3 separate regions of the Homo sapiens genome follow, and all the other regions are linked to region 1. The links are chromatin contacts, found by Hi-C or POLR2A ChIA-PET in ENCODE. All regions are on one chromosome and are shown on one strand. The core of a region is the stretch at or near the end of the contact, and the rest is flanking DNA. Distances in the headings are between cores, read along the strand shown. Region 1 overlaps LOC124901758 (a long non-coding RNA gene). Region 2 overlaps PARP12 (poly(ADP-ribose) polymerase family member 12). Region 3 overlaps TBXAS1 (thromboxane A synthase 1).

What was found. Hi-C counts contacts between places; a loop is a spot of excess contacts on that map. ChIA-PET counts read pairs that join two places held with the same protein, here RNA polymerase II (POLR2A). Pooled maps may share reads with other maps.
Region 2: a pooled map shows a loop between it and region 1 (4-fold over the local background). The contact joins two enhancer-like sites. A Hi-C loop is called at or near these places in 8 of 37 single-sample maps with no recorded cell type and 8 of 50 pooled maps. POLR2A ChIA-PET finds 5 or more read pairs at or near these places in 1 of 52 experiments (activated T-cell).
Region 3: a loop to region 1 is called in a map of mammary epithelial cell, with 38 times the contacts of the local background. The contact joins two enhancer-like sites. A Hi-C loop is called at or near these places in 5 of 168 maps with a recorded cell type or tissue (GM12878, K562, mammary epithelial cell and 1 more), 11 of 37 single-sample maps with no recorded cell type and 10 of 50 pooled maps. POLR2A ChIA-PET finds 5 or more read pairs at or near these places in 2 of 52 experiments (GM12878 and activated T-cell).

What each region holds. Positions count from the first base shown.
Region 1 is chr7:140,303,009-140,306,617 of GRCh38, forward strand. All of the region lies in intron 1 of LOC124901758 (a long non-coding RNA gene), which reads right to left. Among named protein-coding and RNA genes, the nearest start is that of SLC37A3, 94 kb to the right of the region's middle. Within about 2 kb of position 1,468, at least 3 of the 41 ENCODE cell types and tissues checked have a DNase peak (open chromatin) inside an H3K27ac peak, as active enhancers do.
Region 2 is chr7:140,032,634-140,036,289 of GRCh38, forward strand. It overlaps PARP12 (poly(ADP-ribose) polymerase family member 12), which reads right to left. Exons shown (of 12, transcript NM_022750.4): 8 at 1,602-1,698. Among named protein-coding and RNA genes, the nearest start is that of PARP12, 28 kb to the right of the region's middle. Within about 2 kb of position 1,343, at least 2 of the 41 ENCODE cell types and tissues checked have a DNase peak (open chromatin) inside an H3K27ac peak, as active enhancers do.
Region 3 is chr7:140,006,959-140,010,480 of GRCh38, forward strand. TBXAS1 (thromboxane A synthase 1) reads left to right here. Exons shown (of 13, transcript NM_001061.7): 10 at 133-224. Among named protein-coding and RNA genes, the nearest start is that of PARP12, 54 kb to the right of the region's middle. Within about 2 kb of position 1,978, at least 2 of the 41 ENCODE cell types and tissues checked have a DNase peak (open chromatin) inside an H3K27ac peak, as active enhancers do.

The DNA of each region.
Region 1 (3,609 bases), core at 218-2,717:
CTCCCAAAGTGCTGGGATTACAGGTGTGAGCCCCCACATCCAGCCCCCAAGAACATTTTGGAGCACTATCATTCCACAATCATGTGGCTACTTGTGTCAGCTGCAGAGCATCACTTTTGCTAAGTGTCTGGTTCCAGCTGAATCTTAAGAAAAGGTGATTCACTTTGCCTTTTTCCTTCCATAAGTTTTTCTGCCCTAACAGAAAGAATACTGTAAAAGTGCAACACCTCTTAATAGCGTCGCCCTCTGATCTCTTCAGGTGAAGGTCATTTCATTTAAAATAGCAAGGTCCTGAATCACGTCCATCAATTTTCATATAACCTCAATCTGGGTCCTTTTGTATTTGGCTGGCTTGTTTTCTAAATGCTGGAGCTATTCTAACCCTCAGAACGTGTCTGCAGGTCTGGTTATCATAACCAAATGGATGGGAGACGGGAGCATACCAATATATTTGGAACAATTCAACAATCCAATTTTCTCTACCCAGAGAAACAGCTCTGCAGCAGCCCCGAATGGCTACACATGCCAGGTTTGCCTAATTGGACATGGGTGTTAGCCCATCACCTGAGCAAAGGAGGGAAGCAGAACCCTCCCTGCCTGTCATGTTCAGAGCTCATTAGTTCCCACACAATCACATTAGGTTACAGATTTTCTGTGTGCCAGTTCCCCAGCGGTACCCTAGCAACAAGTTGAGCCAACAGTTTTCATTACAAACTGCCTTGGTCAGTATAAAGGAACCATCTTATATTTCTTCCAGAGAGCAAAACATGCTAGACTCTTAAGTGTTCTTAATAATTGGCTTCACTGCAGATGATAGAGGTGGTTTCAGAACTCATCCTCTTCCTAAAATATGTATTTCTCTGTTCTTAGTTCTCTAAAGAAATAGAGCTCCATGGCCTAGCGCAGTGCCTCACGCCTGTAATCTCAGCACTTTGGGAGGCCGACGTGGGTGGATCACCTGAGGTCAGGAGTTCGAGACCAGCCTGACCAATATGGTGAAACCCCGCCTCTACTAAAATTACAAAAAATTAGCTGAGCGTGGTGGCATGCGCCTGTAGTCCCAGCTACTCAGGAGGCTGAGACAGGAGAATCTCTTGAACTCGGGAGGCGGGGAGGTTGCAGTGAGCTGAGATTGCGCCACTGCACTCTAGCCTGGGCGACAGAGCAAGAGTGCATCTCAAAAAAAAAAAAAAAAAAAAAGGAAAAAAGGAAAAAAGAAATAGAGCTCCATGATCAACCTTTGTGACTCCAAGTGTGGCCCACGAACCAACCACCGCAGCATCATTTGGAGATTGCTAGAAATGAAAACATCTCAGCCCCACTCCAGACCATCTGGGCTAGAATCTGCACTTTAACCAGATCTTCAGGTGACTCACACATGCAAATTCAAAAAGTACTCCAGAGAAATCACCCAAAGCCCCACTAGTAGACAGTATCTGCCTTACATCTGTGACCTTCTAGCAAGTAATTCATGATCACTAAATGTGAGCCTCTTTCCTTCTCCCTGTTAAAACCCAGGGCACCACCAGAGAAGCTTAGAGGGAGGAAGGGAAGGAGAAACAGGCCCAGAAGATGAAGAACTTGGAGAGAGAAGGAGTAATGAAGATGGAGGAGTGAAAAATGAAAGGGCTTGGGGTGGCCTTCAGAGCCTCCCCATAAGGGGTTTTAGGCCTTCAGGGTGTTCTCCGTAGTCACACACTGCCTCCTAGAGTTACTTGGTTAATAGTCTCTAAATAGGACTCACTTTTTAACTTTGATGACTTTTGAAAAGAAATGCATGTCTCAGGTTTTATGTGCATGTTATAATTTTTCTTTTTGAGACAGGGTGTCACTCTGTTGCCCAAGCTGGAGTGCAGTGGCACTATCTCAGCTCATGGCAACCTCTGCCCCCCAGGCTCAAGCCATCCTCCCACCTCAGCCTCCCAAGTAGCTGGGACTACAGGCGTATGCCACTACACCTGGCTAATTTTTGTGTTTTTGTAGAGCCAGAATTTTGCCATGTCACCTAGGCTGGTCTTGAACTCCTGGGCTCAAGTGATCTGCCCACTTCGCCCTCCCAAAGTGCTGAGATTACAGGTATGAGCCACCATGCCCAGCCATATTTTTTTCTAATACACATTAAAATAGATTCGTGGCTATTAACATTTTGTGAAGTGTTGTTTGTAACCACTGCAGACGATCCCTGGGGACACCTGATCTGGAAGAATGATAGTCCAAGTGGTGCAGGAAGTCCCCTGAGAGCTGGCACAAAATCTACAGGGCTGGTTCTATATCCTCTTTTGTGTGTGTGTGTGTGTGTGTGTGTGTGTGTGTGTGTGTGTGTGTGTGACGGAGTCTCGCTCTGTCACCAAGGCTGGAGTGCAATGGCGCAATCTCAGCTCACCGCAACCTCCGCCTCCCGGATTCAAGCAATCTTCCTGCCTCAGCCTCCCAAGTAGCTGGGATTACAGCCATCCACCACTATGCCCAGCTAATTTTTGTATTTTTAGTAGAGACAGGGTCTCACCATGTTGGCCAGGCTGGTCTTGAACTCCTGATCTCAGGTGATCCCACCTGTCTTGGCCTCCCAAAGTGCTGGGATTACAAGCATGAGCCACCATGCCCGGCTTTTTTTCTTTTTTCTTTTTGAGACAGAGTCTTGCTCTGTCACCCAGGCTGGAGTGCAGTGACATGATCACAGCTCACTGCAGCCTGGACCTCCTATCCTCCCTCCCGAGTAGCTAGGACCACAGGTATGCACCACCATGCCTGGTCAATTATTTTTTTATTTTTTTTATTTTTTTAGTAGAGATAGAGTCTCATTATGTTGGCCAGGCTGGTCTCGAACTCCTGGGCTCAAGTGATCCTCCCACCTTGGTCTCCCAAAGTGTTGAGACTACAGGCATGAGCCACTGAACTGGGCTGAGGTTCGTACTATTTTCTCATGTGTCTAAACTGCATTGCAGGACACAAGGGTGTGGTATAATAGTTGTTATTCAGCCAAGTTAAAGCAGCAGTCCACTGCAGATCAGGAGGACCACTCACATAGAACCTGCTTAAGGGTAGTGGCAAGAACTTGGAATAATGATTGCAGATTAGGCCAAGCACAGTGGCTTATACCTGTAATCCTGGCACTTTGGGAGGCTGAGGCAGGCAGACCACTTGAGGTCAGGAGTTTGAGATCAGCCTGGCCAACATGGTGAAACCCCGTCTCTACTAAAAATGCAAAAATTAGTCGGGCATGGTGGCAGGTGCCTGTAGTCCCAGCCACTCAGGGGGCTGAGGCAGGAGAATTGGTTGAACCCACAAAGCAGAGGCTGCAGTGGGCCGAGATGATGCCACTGCACTCCAGCCTGGGTGACAGAGTGAGACTCCATCTCAACAACAAAAAAAAGATTGTAGATTAACAAGCAAATGTTTGCTTAATACTGTAAGTTAACATAAGGCACATGGGTTAGGTTGGCTAGAGTCCTGACTACAGCAGCCATCCAAGACCATCATCTGGGTTCAGAGCATGGATCTAAAAGAAGCAAGAAGCCCTCATCTGGATGTCGGTTGGCCTGAAGGAGCCTGGGGGCCTCTGATCTCCTGCAAGTCACGGCCACGCTTTCCTTCACTTAGCAGCTGGCC
Region 2 (3,656 bases), core at 93-2,592, 270 kb before region 1:
AAACGGATTGAGGAAGTTAATGAATTGAAACAAAGTGATTATCATGATCTATTTTTAAGTGAAAACAAAAAAGGGTATAGAACAGTATAGATAGCATGTTCCCTTTTGTGCAAGAAGAAAATACTTTTATATGTATGTATGCAAATGCTTATTTTTGCAAAGAGAAACATAAAAAAGAGAAACCGGAAACTAATGTTACCCACAGTGGGAACAGGGTAGAGATAACAGGGAGGAAGTTACAGTCTACAGAGGATACCATTTTATATAGGTTTGACTTTTAATCACGTGAAGGTTTTACACATAGTCAAAAACAATAATAATAATAATTATTATTTTTGAGACGGGTCTCACTCTGTCACCCAGGCTGGAGTGCAGTGGTGTGATCTTGGCTCACTACGGCCTTGACCTCCCTGGGCTCAGGTGTCTCTCCCACCTCAGTCTCCTGAGTAGCTGGGACTACAGGCGCACAGGCTGGTCTCGAACTCCTGGGCTCAAGCAATCTACCCGCCTCGGCCTCTTGAACTGTTGGGATTACAGGTGTGAGTCACTGCACCCAGCGCAAAAATAAATTTTAATTTAAAAAGGAAAAAGTAAGGCACATTCCCAGGAAATTACTTTGCTAGGTCTGACTCACAAGGCAGTTTCGTGGACTGATAATACCTTTCTCCTCTATCTTGTACCAAACTCATTTAAAAACGACCTTTGCATGCTTCACAAAACAAAAGAACCAAAAGAGACATTGTTGGTTCTCCATAAAATAGACACAAGCCAGACCTCTCAGGCGAACAGAAGGTGCAGCCAGCTACCAGTAACACTGCCTAAAGTCCCAGCACTGGCTCTGGCAAGCCCAAACTGTATGGGCACTGTGGTCCCTCTCCACCATGCAGGCCACCTTCCCCCAATATGTGGCTGTGTGGTTTGGAGAACACTGACCCCTTCCTCTCAGTTCCAATCCCATCCCACCTCCCCAAGCCTAAAATAACACCAGAGGTTGAGATAGGGTCTGATCAGTACAAAGCACAAGAATTTCCCCTCATCTGCTATAGGAGGTTTCTCTCCTCCCTTCTAGGGGCTCACAGGCCACAGGCTAACCTGGTGGCTCCTGGCAGCCATCTTGGGACTGAAAGAAACTCACCCTGACGAAGCTCGCCCATTAGTGACTGCAATATCTGTTTTTAGAGTTTTGGTATTCCGTGATATTCAAATACTAAAATACATGAGTTTTTATTGGTGTAATTCCATCATTATTTCATTATTTCAACATTTAAAAAATTCAAGTCTATGACTCAATGATTCCACAGAAAAGACAAACGGATGGGTTGGCTTCAAGTCTAGACTCGCCTTCAGAGTCTGTCTTCTCCAGAGAATCATCGCAGATCACAACAGGCAGCCTTCTAATTATGCATCACGAAGCTTCTACCCACAGGGTAATTCCCACTCTGGTCCAACTAGTAGAAGACAAACGATAACAGAGTGTGGGAGCACTTCGTTGTACAAGCCAACGGTGCCCGGGTGCTGTCTGAGGCAGGTTTTCTGTCACCACTGCAGAGCACACCCCAGCTGATTACATCCTAAGTACCAAGCCCCCCACTGCAACCTACCAGGTTTGCATGGTCGTCACATCCTGGGGAGACACGTATTTGGGTCTGCGGCAAACCTTTTTAGTTGTGCCATAGACCAGGTTTTTCTGAACGAAGGCTGAAAAAAAACATAACCAGTGAAAAAATATACATATACATATACATACACACAGGATGGCAATGTTTTATAAACACAAATTAGATAGATTTGAAAGCTTATCCAAATGTGTAAAACCCAGAATCAGTCTGTTAAAAATAGGGCCATTTTACACATTTCAAATATTCATAAAGAAAATAGGTATCCTTAGGAGACTGGGTTTAATGAATAGAGGAATGATTAGTAATTGACATATCAATTACACATGAGTGCTTTTAAATTGTTCCTTCCAATCTTGTTTAAACCATTATTTTGCTTGGCAATTTTTCCCAGCTTGGATATAAAAAAGCCTCAGCCCAGCCTGAGATCAAACTACCATGTCTTGAGTTAGTGGGATTCAGAGTTAATGTAAGTTTTATGACTTTGTTTTAGTTAAACTATGGCAGTATTCATCAACCTTTCTAAACCAATAATATCTTTAATAAACAAATTTCTTGCTTCCCCACCCTCAAGAATCCCATACTCATCCTGAGGATTTGGGGTTGGGGGAACTGGCCCCTCAAGTTGAAAAATGACAAATACCTAGCAGTGTTTGTTCTGTCCTTGCCTGCCAGGAAAACCCTCTCAAGTCTTACATTTTTTTTAAGAGATGGGGTCTTTTGCTTTGTTGCTCAAGTGGACCTTGAACTCACCAGCTCAAGTAATCCTCCCACCTCAGCCTCCCAAGTAGCTGGGACTACAGGTTTGTGACACCATGCCCAACTAATTTTGTTTTCATTTACAAAACATTTTAATATTAAAAATTATAGGTGTCCAGAATTAGCCTTATTGCAGTTGAGCATAAACTGGATGGTTATCCAAGTGTGTGTCTCTTAGGTTGCAGCTGAGATGGTCACTATTCCTGGAGGTCCATCCACATTCTCATTCAGAGCCCATGATCCAGATGCAGCAACCATGACCCCTTCTGTTACCCACTACTCAGCCGCCCATCAAGACCATTCTCACTGGCATATTTAAATGGGTGTTACTGGCCTACTGGCCATCTGTGATGAATCTTAAATGGCTTTCACTGGTGAAATTAAAAGTGAGCTAAGATACGTGGACTGGCTAAATGTGTGTCAGACACATTCCCTACCCTTCTATGGACACAGTAAAGTGAGGTCTTTTCCCTAATTTACCCTTCCAGAGGATACCCTAGGCTACAGCCTGTCTTTGGGGAATTCTGCCCCGTCAGACACCACCTAACAGGATGCTAGAATTCTGCCTCTGGAATCCTGGCATTTGCCTTGAGTGAATCATTTATGACAAGAGTCCCTAAAAGGGCAGAACTGAATCATCCCTAAACCTTCAGAACAACTCATTTGGGCTCTTTTGTGTGTTTTAAATGTACTTGCTTCCTAATAAACAGCTAATAAATATGTGTGGCAGTTTGCTTTGAGACTTGCTTTATACTTAGAAGTGAAGTTGTGGGGGAAGAAGCCAATTCATCTCAAGCTTCTTTTATGGATACTGGTATCTACCAAAAGAAGGAGGAGGAAGAGGAGGAGGAGGGGGAAGAGGAAGAGGAGGAGGAAGAGGAAGAGGAGGAGGACGAGGAGGAGGACAAGGAGGAGGACAAGGAGGAGGAGGAGGAGGAGGAGGACGAGGAGGAGGAGGAGGACGAGGAGGAGGAGGAGGAGGAGGAGGAGGAGAAGGAGGAGAAGGAGGAGAAGGAGGAGAAGGAGGAGAAGGAGGAGAAGGAGGAGAAGGAGGAGAAGGAGGAGAAGGAGGAGAAGGAGAAGAATTGTGCCCACTCAAATGGGCTTCGGTCAGTCTGCAGGAATCATAAACTGCACGTGTGTGCTCTTCCCCATCCCTATTATGAGGTTCTGTTATGTCCCCAGGGTGTGGCCTAGGTTGGGAATGATCAAGGTAGTATCTGACATTTCTATCTGTTTTGATATTTTCCAGATATTTAAAAGAAATATTCCAGATTGCTG
Region 3 (3,522 bases), core at 728-3,227, 300 kb before region 1:
TTTCCATTTTGTGGGGTTTCTGTTTAAATGTTTGCCAAAGTTGGAAACGAGATTGAAATTTAAGGAAAAGACAAAATGCTGTGAGATTTGGGCTAACACGAACTTCTCCCTTTGTCACGACCCCTCCATCAGATGGCCCCTGAGTTCTGCAGCCTCGAGGAAGGCCTGCCCTATCTGGACATGGTGATTGCAGAGACGCTGAGGATGTACCCGCCAGCTTTCAGGTGTGTGGTAGCCCCCTCCCCTGCCCGAGTCCCCACCTCCTACCCCTACCCCCTGCCCCAGCCTGCAGGTCAGGGCCCTCCTCCATCAGTTACCACTTGTGTTTCTGGAGGGCAACGCCTGAGTCCTGGGTTCCTTTGTATCCCCATGGCACCTCAGATATCTGGCCCGCTTTCCTACAGGTTAACAACCTTCTCAAAGCTTCACAGGCATTTTCTTAACACCGCCTTCCTCCCCAGCCCAAGCTGGCCCTTTGGTCTCCTAGCCTTTGCTGGCTTTTGCCATTTCCCCTGCCTGTTCGTTCATTCATTCATTCATTCGTTCATTCATTCATTCAGCAATTGTTTATTGAGCATCTACTCTGTGCCAAGCATTGGGAAATCAGCTGTATATAAAACAGATAAAAGTCCCTGACTGATCTTGGAGCTGGCATTCAGACAGTAGGGGACTGTCTGAGTCCTGGGAGCTCCTTCCTGCCATCCAACACCCCCAGCTGTCCCATCCTGGAGCTCCAACACGACTCACCCTCCAAAACGTCTCACTGCCCCTCAAGACGTCTGTGTTGGGCTTGCCTCACCTGGTCCTCCCTGCCCTTCCTCCTCAGCACTTTGAGCTGTAACTATACACTTCATGTTATATTCTTGGACACATATCTGCCACTCCATGACATTTCACTAATGTACACACCAACCAGCCGGTCACACCAACCTGTGGGTATCTTGAGAGCAAAACCAACTATTGTGCTTCGTTCAAACTCTCCCAAACAAGGCACTCCATAGAGAAGGGCATCTTAATTCATGTCCCCAGACCCCTACAGAGAGTGAAGTAACAGCCAGATTTCAGGCTCTAGAAACAGAAGCAGCACAAAGCATTAACCGTATGTGATAAATTCCACTCAACACTTTTATGAATTAACAGATCACATAAACCATATGGAAATACCTTTCACCATTTTTAAAGACAATATGTGGATGATTTGAGGGTATCTCAAAACGATATTTCAACACAAAAGCATTACAAAGAATGCAATTGTAGACATTGTCCAAATGTTCAAGTCCAGAAGCAAATACAGAAAATTCCGGTGGCGTGATTCGAACTGCATTGTCCTCAAGCACACAAGGTTTTGGGTCTCAGTGTGGAAGCAGGCCAGTCACTCAGGGGCTCTGTGCCCCCTCTCCCCATGCCAGCATTAAGACCTGATGTGCAGCCCTTCCCTGATCTCCTTTGGAGCCTCTTGCAAACTGTCATCCAATTCTTTCTTTTATTCTTTTTTTTTTTTTTTTTTGAGATGGAGTCTTGCTCTGTTGCCCAGGCTGGAGGGCAATGGTGTGATCTTGGCTCACTGAAACTTCTGCCTCTTGGGTTCAAGAGATCCTCCTGTCTCAGCCTCCCAAGTAACTGGGATTACAGGTGCCCGCCACTATGCCCGGCTAATTTTTTGTATTTTTAGTAGAGACGGGGTTTCACCACGTTGGCCAGGCTGGTCTCAAACTCCTGACCTCAGGTGATCTGCCTGCCTTGGCCTCCCAAAGTGCTGGGATTACAGGCGTGAGCCACCAATCCCAGCCTTATTTTTTTCATAATTGATATCCAGCTTTCTTCCAAGGGGATTGTGGGAAGCTGGTGTACATGTTAAAATGAAGTTCAAGATAAAGCATTCAGGGATCAAATAGAACAAAGGCCATTTAAAGGAAAGAAGGCCTTACAGGGCCCCAGAGCTGGCTGGTAGCTGGGGTCCAGCTGTGGCTTGGTGACCAGGGCTCCTGGCCAAGAGGGAGAGCAGCCAAGCCAAACAGGTGTGTTCTCCAGCAAGAGGACAGCACAGAAACTGATCAATGGACACAGTACTTCCTGGACCTAAACTCAGCCACGAATCCATCAGACAAGACCTTATTAGCTGTCATGTTGAATAACAAAGGGGTTAGGCTCTTCAACATGAAAATGCGGTGGCCGATTCTCCACTGACCCGTTATAAACAGCAGAGCAGAAAAGGAAGTTGGTGCAGGTGGACCAGGAAGCTGGTGATCTCACCTGAGGACCAGACAGAAACTAGAGAACCTGGGTGAAGTAGTTAGAATTCATCTAACAGGTCTAGAGGGCACGTCAGAAGACCATCTTGGCCCTGGCCTTGGCATACTGCGTGATCGTGAGCCTCATGCTGCTCCGTGCCTCTCCTTCCTACGGGTTAAATGGGGACACACACCTGCTTGGCTGGCCCTGCAGAAGCAGGCAAGAGGCAGTGGGTGGCACAGGTGGAACTGTAGTGCCCGCTCAGCTGCCTGCAGCATGATGTGTGCAGGGAGGAGCGCCGGCACTGGTCGGACAGTGGAATGGACAGCTTCCATCCAGCCTCGCTCTCCTGAGCCGCCCCTTCCCCACACATGCCCCACACCCGCCCCACACCTTCCCCACACCCACCCCACACCTGCCCCACACCCGCCCCACACCTGCCCCACACCCACCCCACACCTGCCCCACACCCGCTCCACACCTGCCCCACACCCACCCCACACCTGCCCCACACCCGCTCCACACCTGCCCCACTCCCACCCCACACCTGCTCCACACCTCCATACCTGCCCCACACCTGCCCCACACCCGCTCCACACCTGCCCCACACCTCCATGCTGGCCCCATACCTGCTCCACACCTGTCCCATGCCCGCCCCACAGCCGCCCCACACCTGCTCCACACCTCCATGCCCGCCCCACACCTGCCCCACACCTTCACACCTGCCCCACACCTGCCCCACACCTGCCCCGCACCTGCCCCACACCTGCCCCGCACCTGCCCCACACCTGCCCCACACCCGCTCCACACCCGCTTCACACCCGCTCCACACCCGCCCCACACCTCCACACCCACACCACACCCGCCCCACACCTGCTCCACACCCACACCACACCCACCCCACACCTGCCTCACAGCTGCTCCACACCTGCTCCATGGGCATTTTTCACCCTATCAGCTCTGCTGGCTTTTCTTATTGATCACCAGATATGAGAGAGACAAGGTGTCACAATTCTCACCCAGACCAGAGGACAATCTGCTTCTGCTCAAAGGATTTGGGGGTGAATGTAGGGAGAGTGAGCATTTTTATTTTATTATTTTATTTCATCTCAAAAAGCGTGTTGACTTTTCCCAAGTGCTGACACAACTTGGACTTACTCATAAAAGAAAATCAGAATCGCCCTTGTGGGAAACACAGCAGCCCTGTCTGAGCGCCACTGAGGTGACTCCCGGATGCTGTGCGGTGCAGTTCTGAAGCTTCTGTTGATCTCTTATGAGGTTCAGTTTACG